Linked DNA regions of Homo sapiens: region 1 is linked to region 2. The links are chromatin loops, found by intact Hi-C in ENCODE. Cell type or tissue: breast epithelium. All regions are shown on one strand. Links, peaks and the distances in the headings refer to the core of each region. The heading gives the core; the rest is flanking DNA. Region 1 has its middle 24 kb from the start of RTP1. Region 2 overlaps RPL39L (ribosomal protein L39 like).

Region 1 (8,773 bases), core at 1,527-6,526, 53 kb after region 2:
ATCTATCTTGGCATGATGTGATGGTTGTATGAATGCCAGCAAATCACTATAGACTCTAAGTTCACTGACAGCAGAGTCTGCCTTCTTTGTAAATAAATACTTTACTCTTACCACACATACTGAAATATAGTAGAGTTCAACAAATGTTTCTTAAATGATGAGGGGTCTTTTGGTCTTATATAGTTCAGGTGGTTGGGGTATGGAGTAAAGGATTTAAATATTTGGCCAATCAAATTAAAAAGGGAAGCTGTCCTGGATTTGTTTTAAGTGATGATCCAGGGCAGAGGATTTGCTCAGGACTTAGCAGTAGAATGATGCTCTACCTGAAAAGCTTGTTTGTTTTTGCTGAGTAGGTACTGAGCACTTTCTCACTATTTTTCTCTCCCTTCTCACATTGGTAGCTGCAAACATAGAGCTTGTTTTGTGGTACTCCTATAACACATGTATACATCTATGCCCCAAATCCAGTCCTGGATCCATCTTATTTACAGTTTTATTCCCTTTTACCTTCTGCTTTTGTTTTTACTATTAAAATTTTTTTTAAATTTCAAATTTCCAAATGCAACTCCTTGAAATTCTTCATAATCATTCTTCATAATTCCTCATAATTCTTCAAAAAGAATTCCTTAAAATCATCTAATTTAGTACATAATTAAGTTGTCTGTGTTATCTCAAACATGCCTTTTTATAGTTGATTTGATTCAGTCAGAAAGTTCACATATCACATCGGGTTGTGCGTCTCAATTCTTTTTAACTTTATAGCAGTCCTCCTTCCCCCTCTTCTTCTTTACCATTTATTTATTTGGAAAAAAAATCATGTATCTTGTAGAATTGCTCACATTTTGGACTTTGGTGATACATTCTTGTGGTTTTTGTCTGAGACGTTTCCTCATACTTCGTATTTCCTCTAGACTATCTACAGGCCTGATCAGGTATGTTTTTTTTTTTTTTTTTTTTGGAAGTCTCACTCTGTCACCCAGGCTGGAGTGCAGTGGCACGATCTAGGCTCACTGCAACCTCTGCCTCCCGGGTTCAAGCGATTCTCCTGCCTCAGGCTCCTGAGTAGCTGGGATTACAGGCACGCGCCACCATGCCCAGCTAAATTTTGTATTTTTAGTAGAGACAGGGTTTCATCATGTTGGTCAGGCTGTTCTCGAACTTCTGACCTCGTGATACACCCACTTTGGCTTCTCAAAGTGCTGGGATTATAGGCGTGAGCCACCGCACCCAGCCAGATTTGGATTTTTTAATGTGACTATTTCAGTGCTAGTGTTGGACTGTTCCTGCAGCGTTATATTAGGAGACACGTGATGTCTGATTGCCTTTCTTTTCTTAATTGATCAGTAAGATCAGATGGTGTCAGCCTGACCCATCCACTATAAAGTTCCCCACAACATCTTAATTAATGAGTTTAGCAGATTTAGATTTTTTTCTTTATCATTATTTCATTAGGACTGCAAAATAGTGATATTCTGATCCTATTGTTCCCTTTTATTTTTTATTTATTTACTTTTTGAGATAGAGTCTTGCTCTGTCACCCAGGCTGGAGTTCAGTGGCGCAATCTCAGCTCACTGCAACCCCCACCACCTGGGTTCAAGTAATTCTCATGCCTCAGCTTCGCGAGTAGCTGGGATTACCAGTGTGCTCCACCAGGCCCAGCTGATTTTTTTGTATTTTTAGTAGAGATGGGGTTTCACCACATTGGACAGGCTGGTCTCAAACTCCTGACCTCAAGTGATCTCCCTACTTGGCCTCCCAAAGTGCTGAGATTACAGGTGTGAACCACTGCGCCTCGGCCCCTTTTCTTTTATTAATTGTAATTCTTCTCTAAAGAATAGCTTCCCCTCAACTATTATTTGGTTATCACAAAATGCAGATTACATAAGGAAGCCAAGATAAATATGTAATATTTTTCCCTTGCCTATTTTTGAAATAAATAGTTGGTTTTTTTTATTTAAAATATCATTATTAATTTATGGATTTTTAGCATATTTGATGTACTTCAATGAATTGTGGCCATTATTCTTTTTGATGATCCAATTATTTTGTTTTTGGCCAGTGAAAGCTTCTTCAGGTTAGTTTCATTTGCCTTTTGTCTTTTGACATGACAATAGGAATTTTTGAAATCTGGTACAAGAAAATATTCCAGGCTCATTTTATACATTTATTGACTTATATCTGAAGGAATTATTTTTCCAGAAAGTTCTGATCACTTTTGGTGATCCAGGTGCTGAGAGGTACTTGTTGCTAATGGATTGATGATTTATTTCTTTCAGGTCTGTGTAATAGACAAAGTTAGGAAGTTCATAATTTTTATGGGCAATACAATTTCATTATGATATAATACTTATATTTCCAATTCAAATTCAGATAATAGGAATTTTTATTTACCATCTTAGATTTTATGTATTTCCAATCTCTTTTTGATTACCATAAAAATCTTGGTTCCCAGTAACATTAATAGAAGCACTAATACAATGTGTTACTTACCCTATTAAAATAAAAATAATAACACTGTAATTACTCCCCATCCCCACACTTCAGCCTCCATGAGATATATGGAAACAGTCAAATTATTATGTTTTAAAGTCATTTGAAATAATTCACCATTGAGTAAGCCACAGATTTCATAATGTTAGGTTAATTTTTTCCCCAAGTTTTCAGAATTTTTAAAAATTCAATTTTTTTGTTTTATAATTATGTAAAAAATAACATGGACCCAAAACAACACAACACAACAAAGCACATTTAGAAATATCTGTGTTCTACCTGTGTCTCCTCTACCCTGTTCCCTCCTCCCCAGTGAACAATAATATTCCTTAGTTTTTAACTTATCTTTCCATTTATTTTTAATATAGTCAAATATGTATCTTTCATCCTTCGAGGAAAGGTAGCAATCTTTATATACAGTTCTGCCCCTTGGTTTTTTCTTTTCCTTTTTTTGTTTTTTAGTTGAGAGGCTATCCTGGATATCACTCCATAATGGTTTATAGAGATTATCCTCATTCTTTTGTTTAGCTCCATAGTTCTTTACTGGGTGGTGTTTCATATTTTATTCCTCTTGTATCTTACCATAGGTAAGGTATGCCGTACAGTTTAGGTTGTTTCCAATTCCGACTGCTACAAACAACATAGTACTGAATAGCGATTTGTGTATATCATTTTCTGTTTTTGTCAACATATGTTAGGCATAAATTTCTAGACATAGGATTGCTGGGTCAAAGGGAAATGCATGTATTATTTTGTTAGATATTTTTGACTGTTTTAAAAATAGAACATATTATTATGTTGTATGCATCTTTGAAAGCTACTTTAAACTTTTTTATAAAAAGAACATTGGGGCATAAATTACTTTTAATATTTATTATAATAATAATATGAAGCACTAAGTAACATACATTTATAATTATATAAATATCTATCTTTTATAGGCATAAGACTCTGTTATAAAAATTAATATTCATCAGGGATTATCCACAAATTTCCCTTTTCCCCCCACTCCACCAAAGTGAATGCAATTGCTGGATGGACCTTTCCCCACTCTTCCACATGCTTTTCTCATCCCTCACTCCCTACATTTGTCATTGCTAGACCAGTCTCTACAGACTTTTGTAAGAATGGATCAAGAAGGATTTTATGGCAGGGAGAATGACCCAGGGAGAAAGTTGGAGGGATAGGAGGTGAGAAAAGTGGAGGCGAGGGAGGCTGAAGGTGAACAACATGGTGGAGAGGGGGAGGCAGCAAACGAAAGGTGCTGGGGGACACAGAAGGGAAGAAGTAGAGGGGAAGAGACATAGGAATATGAGAAGTGTTGCTACAACTTGTGAGTCTGATCCACTCTCATCTTCTTTTGGAAAAGCAAGTTAATAAAATTCTTCTATAATTGCTTTTCTGGCTCTTATACTGTGTATCTTGAACATGACACCACATAGAGACTGATCTATATGGACTGTGACTTCCATAGGGCATCAAGTCTTCATAATGAAAACACCTGAGAGTTTACAGATAATACAATACTGAGATTTAAGTTGGCTGTTGGTGTGAAATAAGTTATGTATGAATTAATATAAATGCTGTAGCCTGTGTACTAACTGAAGCCCACCCATATCCCTATAATGTAGGTATGCCTCTTTCTAATTATAAGCAGACCTACAAGGCAAGACTGAGTCACACCAGATGTCCACTTACATCTTAATGCTTGAGTCCAAGTCTTCTGGCATAAAATTATATAGATCACAGGCAAAATATCTAAAAAAGAAGAAAAAAACCCATAGCAACAGAAAGTAAAATCTGATTGTTAGCAAAGCCAATGCATTAGCTAAACAGAATAGTCCGGGGCATCAAAATGTTAGCAAGCATGGCTGCCCTCTAAGGAGAAACTGAGGTCAGGTTGCCCCAGATCAAAGCCCGAGGAGAAGACAGATCCTGCCGTGCACAGAATTCATTCACTGGAAAGAAGCCTTCTGGGCCAAGTCCCTGATGGCGTTGAGAGCTGACTGGAAATGCATTCCCTGAGAGAAGGGTTTTGTAATCCTTGATTTAGTTTATTTCAGTCTGTGGAAAACCTTGTTGCTGAATTCAGGATTCTTTCTTCCAGAGAAGATTTGGGCTTGTGTTTGCAACAGCCTTGGACAGCTACAGACCTGCAATTCCTTTAATCCCTTTCCTTGTGTCAGGCATAATCCGGGAACCTGAGTTGATTCTGCTCTCCCTCTGCTCAAAGTCCAGCTCTGGATTGTTGTGTTGATATTAGCATTTGCCCTGAGGGCAGCTCCCTCTTTTCCTGCTCACTGCTGTGGTTTCACCTCAAGGTTTTAAGAGTAAATGTAAAATTTCCATATATTTATCTCCTTTATCCTCATAAGAACCCTGGGAGATAGCAATAATTACCTGCCTCCCTCCAGCAGCCAAAAGAGGGAATAAGGCGTTAGAGGATACCAACTCCTTGAAAGTTACAGGCCCAGTTAAGTGGTGGAGTCAGCTTTGTCTGCCTCACTCCAAAGTGAAAGTTTTTGTTTTTTTTTTTTGACAGAGTCTTGCTCTGTTGCCTTGGCTGGAGTGCAGTGGCGCGATCTTGGCTCACTGCAACCTCCACCTGCCGGGTTCAAGCCATTCTCCTGCCTCAGTTATGGCCTTCAAAAAGCCACTTTACTGTTTCTCCTCATTTCAGTCCAGACTCCGGGCTGCCAACCGTCTCTTTTTAAAACATGGGAATGTACCATCATTCTAACCATCCTTGATATTCCATCTCTACTTCCCACCGAAATGCGTAAAAGCACATTTTTTTTTTTTTTTAAGAGATGGAGTCTCGCTCTGTCACCCAGGCTGGAGTGCAGTGGCCTGATCTCGACTCACTGCAACCTCCACCTCCCGGGTTCTAGCAATTCTTCTGCCTCAGCCTCCCGAGTAGCTGGGATTACAGGTGCATGCCACCACGCCTGGCTAACTTTTTGTATTTTAGTAGAGACGGGGTTTCAGCATGTTGCCCAGGCTGGTCTCGAACTCCTGAGCTTAGGCAATCCACCTGCCTTGGCCTCCCAAAGTGCTAGGATTACAGGCATGAGCTACCACACCAGGCCGTAAAAACACATTTTGCCACAGCATTGAGAATTAAAGATGGCAACAGACCACTTGCCAATGTCTGGAAAAATTCTCACTAAGTGAGACATGGAGGAGCTTCGAATGACAAACTTTCGGGCGATAACACTCACTTTGACCTGTGAAACAAAATGGCAAGGCTGGTCATGACGATGTCAAATAGCAGATTTGACACTCCCCTCCCCCTATTCCTCTCTCTAGGCCATGCCATCCCCGGTTTCTAACTCGCCACAACCACTGAACAAAGCAGTTGTCTGGGGTGGGAGGAAAACAGCAGTAGGGTCTGTCAGTTTCCTCCCAGCATGAGATGTAAAAACAGCCTAGGCATGGCTGAGTGTGGTGGCTCACGCCTGTAATCCCAGCACTTTGGGAGGCCGAGGTGGGTGGATCACCTGAGGTCAGGAGTTCGAAACCAGCCTGACCAACATGGTGAAACCCTGTCTCTACTAAGAATACAAAAATCAGCTGAACATAGTTTTCACGCGCATCTGTGTGAAGAGACCACCAAACAGGCTTTGTATGAGCAACATGGCTGTTTATTTCACCTGGGTGCAGGCGGGCTGAGTCTGAAAAGAGAGTCAGCGAAGCGAGATAAGGGTGGGGCCGTTTTATAGGATTTGGGTAGGTAAAGGAAAATTACAGTCAAAGGGGGCTTGTTCTCTGGCGGGCAGGAGTGGGGGTCGCAAGGTGCTCAGTGGGGGGTGCTTTTTGAGCCAGGATGAGCCAGGAAAAGGACTTTCACAAGGTAATGTCATCACTTAAGGCAAGGACCGACCATTTACACTTCTTTTGTGGTGGAATGTCATCAGTTAAGGTGGGGCAGGGCATATTCACTTCTTTTGTGATTCTTCAGTTACTTCAGGCCATCTGGGCATATAAGTGCAAGTCACAGGGGATGCGATGGCTTGGCTTGGGCTCAGAGGCCTGACTGACATTCCTGCCTTCTTATATGAATAAGAAAAATAAAACAAAATAGTGTTGAAGTGTTGGGGCGGCGAAAATTTTTGGGGGGTGATATGGAGAGAGAATGGGCGATGTTTGTCAGGGCTGCTTCAAGCGGGATTAGGGGTGGCGTGGGAACCTAGAGTGGGAGAGATTAAGCTGAAGGGAGGTCTTGTGGTAAGGGGTGATATTGTGGGGATGTTAGAAGAAACATTTGTCGTATAGAATGATTGGTGATGGCCTGAATATGGTTTTGGATTAATTGAGAAACTAAATGGAATAACAGAAGGAGAAAAACAGGTATAAAAGGTCTAAGAATTGGGACGACTCAGGATATCTGATTAGAGAGTGCCTAAGGAGATTCAGCATAGTCCTGCCAGCAAAGATTATTTATTTACTTCAAGAGTTAAGAGTGGCAGTTTGGGGATACCACCAGGAGATATCAGCTGTGATGGCTTGGAAAAACAGTGTAAACCGGCAGTGTAAACAAGAGCAGGGCATGTATGAGTAGTTGAGAATGGTGAATAGGAGTATGACTAGACAGAAGATAGTAGGGATGACAAGTTTTTTTGGGGGCACAGTCTAAGTTGGTCTGGTGTCTGGAATGAGACTGGGGCCTAATAAAAAGGAGCGTCTATACAGGAGCTCAAATGGGCTGTACCTTGTAGCATTCTGACGACAGGTCTGACTTCTGAGAAGGGAAAGTGGTAAAAGTATTGTCCAGTCCTTTTCAAGTTGGTGGCTGAGCATGGTGAGGTGTGTTTTTAAAAGACCTTTAGTCCATTCTACTTTTCTTGAAGACGGAGGACCGTAAGGGATATAAAGGTTTCACTGAATACTAAGAGCCTGAAAAACTGCTTGGCTGATTTGACTAATAAAGGCTTGTCTGTTATCAGACTGTATTGAGGTGGGAAGGCTAAACTGAGGAATTATGTCTGACAGAAGGGAAGAAATGACCGTGGTGGCCTTCTCAGACCCTGTAGGAAAGGAATCTACCTATCCAGTGAAACTGTCTGCCTAGACTAAGAGGTATTTTAGTTATCTGACTCAGGGCATGTTGAGTAAAGCTAATTTGCCAGTCCTGGGTGGGGCAAATCCTTGAGCTTGATGTGTAGGGAAGGCAGGGGGCCTGAATAATCCCTGAGGAGTAGTAGAATAGCAGATGGAACACTGAGAAGTTATTTCCTTGAGGATAGATTTCCACGATGGAAAGGAAATGAGAGGTTCTAAGAGGCGGGCTAGTGGCTTGTACTATAGCATAACCTGCCTTTGCCGGTTTGTGGCGATTAGGCCTGGTGGAACTGCCATCAATAAATCAAGCATGATCAGGGTGAGGAACAGGAAAGAAGGAAATTTGGGGAAATGGGGTGAATGTCAGGTGGATCAGAGAGATACAGTCATGGGGGTCAGGTGTGGTATCAGGAATAATGTGGGAGGCCGGATTGAAGTCTGGACCAGGAACAACGGTAATTGTGGGAGACTCAACAAAGAGTGAGTACAGCTGAAGGAGCCGGGGAGCAGAAAGTATATGCGTCAGTATGAGGAAGAAAATAGATTTTGGAAGTTATGAGAACTGTAGAGAGTGAGTTGAGCATAGTTTGTGATTTTTAGGGCCTCTAAAAGTATTAAAGCAGCGGCAGCCGCTGCACGCAGACATGAGGGCTAGGCTAAAACAGTAAGGTCAAGTTGTTTGGACAGAAAGCCTACAGGGTATGGTCCTGGCTCTTGTGTAAGAATTCTGACCACGCTAACCATGCCTAGGAAGGAAAGGAGTTGTTGTTTTGTAGAAGGTGCTGGGGTTTGAGAGATTAGTCGGACACGATTGGCAGGGAGAGCACGTGTGTTTTTATGAGAATTATGCCGAGATAGGTAACAGATGAGGAAGAAATTTGGGCTTGATTGAAGTAATGGGGGCTGTCTGTGAGCTTTGCGGCAGTACAGCCTAGGTAATTTGCTGAGCTTGATGGGTGTCAGGGTCAGTCCAAGTGAAAGCGAAGAGAGGCTGGGATTAAGGGTGCAAAGGAATAGTAAAGAAAGCATGTTTGAGATCCAGAACAGAATAATGGGTTGTAGAGGCAGGTATTGAGGATAGGAGAGTATACGGGTTTGGCACCACGGGGTGGCTAGGCAAAACAATTTGGTTGATAAGGCGCAGATCCTGAACTAACTTGTAAGGCTTGTCTGGTTTTAGGACAGGTAAAATGGGGGAATTGTAAGGAGAGTTTATAGGCT
Region 2 (8,773 bases), core at 1,840-6,839:
CAATCCTTTGCATATTTTTGTTAGATTTATTCTTAAGTATTTTGTTTTTTGATGTATTGTAAATGGTACTATGGTAGTATTTTAAAATTTTTAATTTCCAATCATTTATTTTTATAATACTGAAATTCAATTGTGTTTTGAATATTAGCCATATATATTGTGACTTGCTAACCTCACCTGTTGGTTCTAGGATCTATTTTATAGAATATTTGGGGTTTTTATATCTAGACAATAATTTCATTAATGCATAGAAACAAATACTGGAAGAAAAGGTGAGGCAAATTCATTTAAAAAATGGGTATAGAGAAAGGATTTCTAATTATGACTCAGAATCTCGATATAGTAAAAACAATTTGATAAATTTTGTTGCATAAAAAACCTTTTGTGTGGGAAAATACCATAAACAAAGTAAAAATACAACGGAGAAATTTGAAGAAAAAATTTGCAACATACATCAGAAAGGGCTAATATCCCTAATATATAAAGAACTCTTAAAAATGGAGAGGAAAAAGTCCAAAAATATGACATGAAAATGGGCTTAAAACATGAACAGACCACACACACACAAACACGATATAAAAATGGCCCTTACACATATGAAAAGGTGTTCAACCTCACTCAAACAAATGAATGCAAATTAAGACTATACTGAGATACCGTTTCTCACCTACCAGATGGGGAAAATTAGATAGTGTGATGCCATTCTGATGAAAGGCTGTGAGAAGAGAAGACAGCTGTGAGGGGTTTTCAGCACTCGGCTCTCCAGTTCATCCTTCTACATGAGTTTCAGTGATGATCAAGGAAGATACGTGAGGAGAAGAGAGTGCCTGTGCTGTTTGGTGCAGACTTAGAAAGGATGTTGGGAACAAAGCACTGGGGTGTTCTGGAGATGTTATCTGAGTTCCAAAGAGTGGATTTAATACATTTTTTAAAAATTTTCTAATTCCACAGGTTATTGGGGAACAGGTGGTGTTTGGTTACATAAGTTAAGTTCTTTAGTGGTAATTTGTGAGATTTTCGGTTCACCCATCACCCAAGCAGTATACACTGCACCCAGTTTGTAGTCTTTTATTCCTCACTCCCTTCCCACCCTTTCCCCCTGAGTCCCAAAGTCCATTGTGTCATTCTTATGCCTTTGCATCCTCATACTTAGCTCCCACTTATGAGTGAGAACATACAATATTTGATTTTCCATTCCTGAGTTACTTCACTTAGAATAATAGTCTCCAATCTCATCCAGGTTTCTGCGAATGCCATTAATTAATTCCTTTTTATGGCTGAGTAGTATTCCATCATCCATCTATCATCTATCTATCTATCTATCTATCTATCTATCTATCTATCTATCTATCTATAAAAAACAGTTTCTTCATCCACTCATTGATTGATGGGCATTTGGGTTGGTTCCACATTTTTGCAATTACGAAATGTGCTGCTATAAACATGTGTGTGCAGGTATCTTTTTCGTATAATGACTTTTTTTCCTCTGGGTAGATACCCCGTAGTGGGATTGCTGGATCAAATGTAGACCTATACTGAACATACCCATTTACATCATCCTACAATTTCAAGTATATTTTCTCATATGATATGTGGCAAACAAAAGACATCTGTATCTTTTGATATGTGCTCTCTGTTAAGGTTGGTGCTGGTGCTTGAGAGTGACCTAAATTTTATGGGTCCCATCAAATGGAGGAAAAATTCTCTATAATTGACCTCAGATTTCATTAGGTGACAGATGGCCTATGCTCAGAACATAATCTATTAGAATCAGAAAACTACCTATTGTCTTGGATATTTATGGCAAATTATTAAAATGTTTTCAATCATCAATGCTAGCGTGTAGTCACAGCCCTTGGTGCAGCCTAAAGACAGATGAGCCCAAACCCCCACTCAGAAACAGACCATACCAAGGTAGAGAGGTTCAGCCAACCCACCCAGCTCAACTCAGCTCAGAGTCAGACCTCTGACACTCTAAAGTAGCATTTTATGAAAACCTTGTTTTATTGCCTCAGTTTATGAAGCTGTTTTCAATCTCATTCAAGCCTTGTAACTCAGTGAGGAAGTCGGCTGTCTGATATATCCAGGTGAAATACAATAATTAAGGCCCAGAGAGGTTCTCTACCAGTTGTCCAACATCATAAAACTGATGGGAAGAGCCATAACTTCAAGCTACCCGAATCCTAGTCCTTTGCTTTTTGTTTCTATTGTGGAAGAATTCTTCCCAGAAACAGGATCACTCCCACAAGCAGGGATTCCATTATTTCAAAATTGAGTCAGGAATCTTAAGATTATGGGAGTAAAGCCTTGTTCAATTAACTAGACTCAAGATACAGAAACCAAGATGGGTGTGGTGGCTCATGGCTGGAATTCCAGCACTTTGAGAGGCCAAGGTGGAAGGACTGCTTGAGGCTAGGAGTTGGAGACCAGCCTGGGCAACACAGTGAGGCCCTGTCTCTATAAAAAGTAAAAAATTAGCTGGGCATGGTGGTGCACACCTGTTATCCTAGCTACTCAGGAGGATGAGGTGGGAGAATCATTTGAGCCCAGAAGTTCAAGGCTGCAGTGAGCTAGGATCACATCACTGCACTCCAACCTGGGCGACAGAGCAAGACTGTCTCAAAAAAAAAAAAAAAAAGAAAAGAATAGAAACCAATACTCGATTTTATATATGGGCTCCTCCTTCCTCTTCCATCATAGCTTTCCCAGTATGATTCCCTTAATTTTCTTAACCCTAGTACAACCATCTCGTGATGCACAGACCAGATTTTTCCTCCACTGTTCCACCACTGGGACACGTTGTCTTAGGTCTATACAACATTGATCTAATCCCTGAAGATGAAGGGCCCACTTAAAAAAATTATCTATGTACTAAAAATGTATCTATGTCCGAGGCCTTCTTTGTACAGTCATCACTTGTTATTTGCCAGGGATTGGTTCTAGGACTTCTACAGATACTAAAACCACAGATGCTCAAGTCCTTTATATGAAATGGCCATACTTATTTGCATATAACCTATTCACTTCTTCTGTATATTTAAAATCATTTCTAGATTACTTATAAGACCTAATAAAATATAAATGGTATATAAATCATTGTTATACTGTATTTTTATGTGTATTATTTTTTATTACTGTATTATAATTTTTGGACATTTTTAATCTGTGGTGGGTTGAATTTGCAGATGCGGGACCATGAATATGGAGAATTGAGTGTACTCCATTTTTTTATAAGCATAAAATTACACTCATTCCTAGACCTTCACCTCCTATACACTTCTGTGCTCAGGGCAGCTACGTATTTATGAGGCAAAGCCTCCCATTCAATTTTGAGAATAGGGAATTCACTCCTGATATCAGAGGGAGAGATGAAGCTGACCTACATGACACCTTAGCACAAAGAAAAATGTATCCTTCCCTCTGGGCGGATGTAGCTTTGCACAATGGTGCGGCTTGGCAAGTGGAATTCTAGCAGAGTTGTAGTCCTGATTAACTCCCTTGGCCAGCCATCTTTGTCTAACAGCCAAACTGCATGATCATACAAGGTAGCCGTGGGACTGGGATCCATGAAGATTATTTCCTTAAGATTTTTTTTAGTAACTGACAAGGCAAGTAGACACAGTCACTTCACAGTTTGTAATTACTTATTTGCAAGATTTAATATCTGCTCCCAGTTTAATGAGTTCCATGAAAGTAGGGACTCTGTCTTTACTCACTCCATATGCCAGTGCCCACTATAGTGCCTGGCACATCATAAGCACTCATTACTTGTTCAATTCTCTTAATAGCTGTGGCTGCAATACTTTGGGAAGAGCAAAAAGATTATCTCATAACTCTTAGTTCATAACTCTCAGACATGACCGCTGTCCAGAAGTTTATGGCAAACACAAGAACCCACATGTAGAGAAGAGTGAAGAAGACAGGCAGAGACTGCTAGCTAGAAATGTTACAAATTCTAGACCATGGCCTACTACTGCTTCTGCATAATGTCCTATTTAAATAGAGTAGCAATATAAATGACAAAATCTGTGACTGGCCCTTTACTGGTCACTGATATTTGCACTTTATCAATGGCCTCCTGTTCCATCCAATACCATTCTTGTCTCTTTTTCAAATCCATTTTCCATAATACAGCCAGTGTGAAAACTGACCTGATTGAAGTATGGTTTCAGTTCAAAACCTTTCAATGGTTGCTGATTGCTTAGGAGAAAAAGGCACAAAGTTCTAATGATTTATAAAGCCCTCTGTGGTTTGGCCTTTACTTAGCTCTGCAAACTCACCTAGAGTCATTCCCTCTGCTTTCTACGCTCTAGCCAGCTCCTTTCTATGCTCCTTTCACTTCCCTAAGGACATAATGTGCTCATTGCTGCTCAAGGCCTTCAAACATGCTGTTTCCTCTGCCTAAAATACTTGTTCTCCCTATGACAATCTTCACTTACTTGACTCGTGCCTCCTATAGGTCTTAACTTATATTGAGTTCTGAACACATACTGAAGGCATAAAGTGGGTCTCCCCACTTGCCCAGGAACTCTACCTTCTCTGTATCTTATTTTCCTCTGTAGTCCTGATCTCATTTTGTCCCATTTATACATCTGCATGATCTGAGCAGCATCTATCCCTCTCACCACAGGCTGAAGGTCTATTTGGCTCAGCATTTATCCTCAGCATTACCCAGGGGTTTGGCATACAGCACAGATCCTGATGTTTACCGAATAAATGAAGGGACAGTTTTTAAAGATGACAGAGACATTTTTGAAACAAAAGCTTTCACATATTTATTACTGAATCCACCCTACTAGCACAGAGCATACAGAAAAACAGAAAAAAATATTCCCAGTAAAACATGTGCAACTGTCCAGGTAGTGGTGACATTTTCAGCTTGATATCGTAAGATGATCGTGAACTTGATACAGCATAAATATGTGTGCCATCTCATGTGCAATTCCTTATAGACCCAGCTTGGTTCTTCTCCAATGCCTCCTTTTGGAGTTGTACCTGATTTTACTACCAGGTTTCATCTGAATCCACTGGGGGATGGGACGATTTTGCTTTTGTTTCTTGGCCAGGAATCGCTTAATGGTGAAAGTCTTGTGAGAAGACATGGCGAGAAACAGAGTCAACCACACACCACTATGGCGGAGAAAGGGAGAGAGAGACAGAGACAATATTACCATAGGATAGGATAAGGTAACATGAAGAAATAACAAGACAAGAAAGAGGATCTTTAGTGCCACAGCGAGGGCTCATTGCCACTCAGGATCCCACAGGCAGCTCAGGAGCAGCTCAGGAGCCAGCAGCGGTCTGAGGAGTCTGATGGCTGTTCTGGTGGATCAGCAGCAAAGGCAGGAGTCCCTTTGTTCCTACTGTTCCTGACTTGATGCTACTCATTTCTCAGCAACATACTTCTGCTTCTCTTGTTAAATGTCCATCAAGAGGAATTATTTTCAACTTTAAAAAAGTTACGAACAGGTAATACCAGTTCATTACAGAAAAATTAAAGCAATAGAACACTAAAAAAAACTATTATCCCATCTAGCTAGAAAAAGCCCCAATATTAACAACTTGATATTATAAGAGCCTTCCAGTTAAGACAGATGTACATGCAGAATATTGTCTTTCTATAAATTGAGATATTGTAGATATTATTTTGTAACTACAACTTATCTAACTAATATGTGACCCTTTTTTGGCAACTCTTTCTCAATAACCCTTTACATTTGGAGGTCTTAAATCTTTTCCAGTGTCCTGCTATGGCAAATAGTACAGAACAGGAAAACATGGTTGAAAATAGAAACCTATAAAACAAGTAATTCATCCCCACAACACTTAAAATATGAATGTATACATTTAAAACATGCGATTTGCTGTAAAACTATCTCACGGTACTTTCATGTTACTACTATTTTAAAAGCCACTGGCTGTGCATACTAATATTTTTATCTAATTATCAAAATTGACCACATTGCCATCTACTGAATTGCATGCTACCACTCCATTTAAAGATCTTGGGTCCTCCATAATTAACGAACATCAACCTGGGGCCAGAGACACAGTAGTTATTTTTAATGATTCAGATGCAAAATAATGTCTACATCTCAGATTGTGAGAGTAATTACATGATGGCAGTAAAGTCTTACTGCAAACAGTGTTGGAGATATACAAACAGTATGGATCTGTCATGACAAAGGCATTTTTTTTTAACTCTAAGATAATGGGGATAGTGGTAGTGTGCAAAAAGTATGACTGTTTCTGACTGTCTGAGTTCACACACAGTGTCTAACCCAGTCTCTTCAGATGTGACCCAAGCTATTATCTTGGTTTCTGTCTTATGGCTCACTGTTGTGAGATGTTTATTCTATGTCTGGCATCTCCCCTAACATGCAGGCAGGAAGAAGAGAAAGAAAGAAAGAAAGGCAAAAGAGTACATGCTGTGAGGCTACCGGCTTTTAAGGAGCTTTACTAGGTATCTCTCTCAATACCTTTGATTACACCTTATTGGCAAGAACTGTGTTCCACTGCCATCCTTAGCAGTAATGAAGGATGGGCACTATAGTTTTTTAGCTGAGCACATGATGCCCCTAACCCCACACAAATCAGGTTCTGCTAAAGAAAAAGGAAGAAGAATGAATAGCAGAGTAGATAACTAGCAGTCTTTGCTATAACAATTTTGGAAAAGATAATTTAGGATACTTCTGTGAATTTCAGCTCTCAAAATAACCAAAAGAAAATAGAGGAAAATTTAAAAAAGAGAAAAAGGAAGTTCTCAATAGAAATACCTATTAGTCTAGGTATTGAAAAATGGGGTGGAAAAAAAGTCCAAATTGATGGGCAACCCATAAATATCATGGTAAGGAAATACCAGAAGAAATAAGAGTGCTAATTATACTGTCTGCCTTTCAACCCTAATATCCAAACTTCAGACACTTCTGAGACAACTGCCCTAGTGGGGAGGCCAGTGTCCCCAGATTTGTACATCTTCCCACTGGGAACTTTCAGGAGCAGGAGACTTTATGTGCAAGTAACAGATGAGTAGGCAACTAAGTTGGGGTATAGTGTGGGGTGTGGTTGAGATACAAATGTTTCATGAAATATAAAACATTGAAAACTAAGCCGCAAGTATCCTTGTAGGAGTCTACAGGTTACGAGAATAACAAATAGGCCTGAAAATGCCAAATGGGTGATAAAGATAGGGAAAGTACACTACTATTTCTGCCCAATCCTTTTATTTTCTTCCCATACATTAGCAGCAAAGAACTTTTAGCTACCAATCACAGTTCATCTTAAATTGACCACATGCTGACTTTAGCTAGCTATCTAGCAGACCCTGTTCTACCCTTTGTATATTAATTCCCTCTATACAATCTATCAGTGACTATTTGGCTCCAACCACTTCAGAAAAAAAGTCTTCAAGAATACAGGGAAAGAACTAGACTGGGTTGCCAACAAACCCAGAGTCTTAACACCCTCTCCCTTGGGAACCCTGGTTGTACTGGTTAGGGTTCTTGAAGCCAATCTTGTTTGAAAGTCTTCTGTAAGAAAAATCTACTGTAGTAAGATAAAGAACTACAGTAGGACAAATAGTTTACTGTACTATTCCAAGTATTCATTTCCAATGAAGAGGATGATAGTGTGCTCACCTCTGGAGACACTTTGGGCTAGAAGCTCTGACCAGGTATTTCCTGAAAGCTCAATGCCAGTGACATACAGCTCTTAGCTAGAACTAACTCTCATGGAAACTTTTAAAAAGAAACTCAAAGAGATATCTGCTATCTGCATTGGAGACAGTGAAAGAACTGAAAGAACTGGCTATAATGCCAACTGAAATAAGCTTATAGCCAGTAAGTCAGTAGTCCTCATTCTAGTACAATAGTAATGGTTATGAGGGCAGTTTTACCTTAAAAGGAATGATTACACTTAGGAATTGCCCCACACATCTCAGGTGATTCAGAGGACCTCAAGGAGTTCAATTTTCTCAAGAAAATATTGAATTACATACCTCTGGCTATATGCTAAGTTATCTAATTAGTCTAGAGGCTGCAAATACAGTATAATATAGATCCTAAGTACTGGAGATACACACTTCATTCCAGAAAATTGAGAGATGGGAAATCATGGTACCAAGTAAAAAAACTGGGCAAATTCTAGAAACTGGATAGCCTATGCAAAGGCGAAGTTTATTAAGTGATCATAAATGGAAGGCCTGCTGCAGTTGAAAGAAAGCACATGTGGAGATGGAGGCTCATGAGATTTATTAAATCTCTATCAGATGCAATCATACTTGGCCATTTAACTGGCGCTTCAAGAAAGATGATATATCCCTAAACCCCGAGACATACATTTCCTGCCCCTTGCTGTCCTAAGCATAATCTTCAACCATATCTAGATGATTCTGAGAGTTCAAGGCACTAGTGCTTGTAAAATCAAGGTGCTCATAAGGGTCCCATTCTTTAACATCTATGCTGAATATCAAAAATTGGACTCTGGATTTTGGCAAAAAGTATAGGCCCACTCCTCATTCTTCTACTTACTGGATATAGAGGTCATGTGCACACCAATGGCTGCCTGAGGAATACAGTAGTGGCAGCTATTTGGGCATAACTGGGGCTATTAAATGGTTAGACCACTTAAATTAGGCCATTAAATTAGACCACTGGGGCCATTAAATGGTTCCTCAAAATTCTTATTAGGCTCAGAAACAGAATTTGTTATATAATTTCCAAAGTTCAGTTGACTGAGCAACCTCAGCAATCAGTGATACAGCTATTATATATGA

What was found. Hi-C counts contacts between places; a loop is a spot of excess contacts. Peaks named below come from ENCODE experiments on the same cell type or tissue, not always from the same donor. Only the 100,000 strongest peaks of a DNase experiment are listed, where the experiment ranks them.
Region 1: it touches region 2 in a loop (23-fold over the local background); 64 of 110 quality-filtered maps call a loop at or near these places.

The regions. Positions count from the first base shown.
Region 1 is chr3:187,169,427-187,178,199 of GRCh38, forward strand. No RefSeq gene overlaps it. Among named protein-coding and RNA genes, the nearest start is that of RTP1, 24 kb to the right of the region's middle. RefSeq lists enhancers at 1,417-1,918, 5,637-6,468, 6,469-7,299, 7,511-8,186. In breast epithelium, for the core only: no CTCF peak of the experiment used is centred there; no DNase peak of the experiment used is centred there; H3K27ac peaks cover 1,309 bases.
Region 2 is chr3:187,116,199-187,124,971 of GRCh38, forward strand. RPL39L (ribosomal protein L39 like) reads right to left here. Exons shown (of 3, transcript NM_052969.3): 3 at 4,750-5,130. The coding sequence starts at 5,102. The coding sequence ends at 4,947. It also overlaps the pseudogene RPL39P19. Among named protein-coding and RNA genes, the nearest start is that of RPL39L, 19 kb to the right of the region's middle. In breast epithelium, for the core only: no CTCF peak of the experiment used is centred there; no DNase peak of the experiment used is centred there.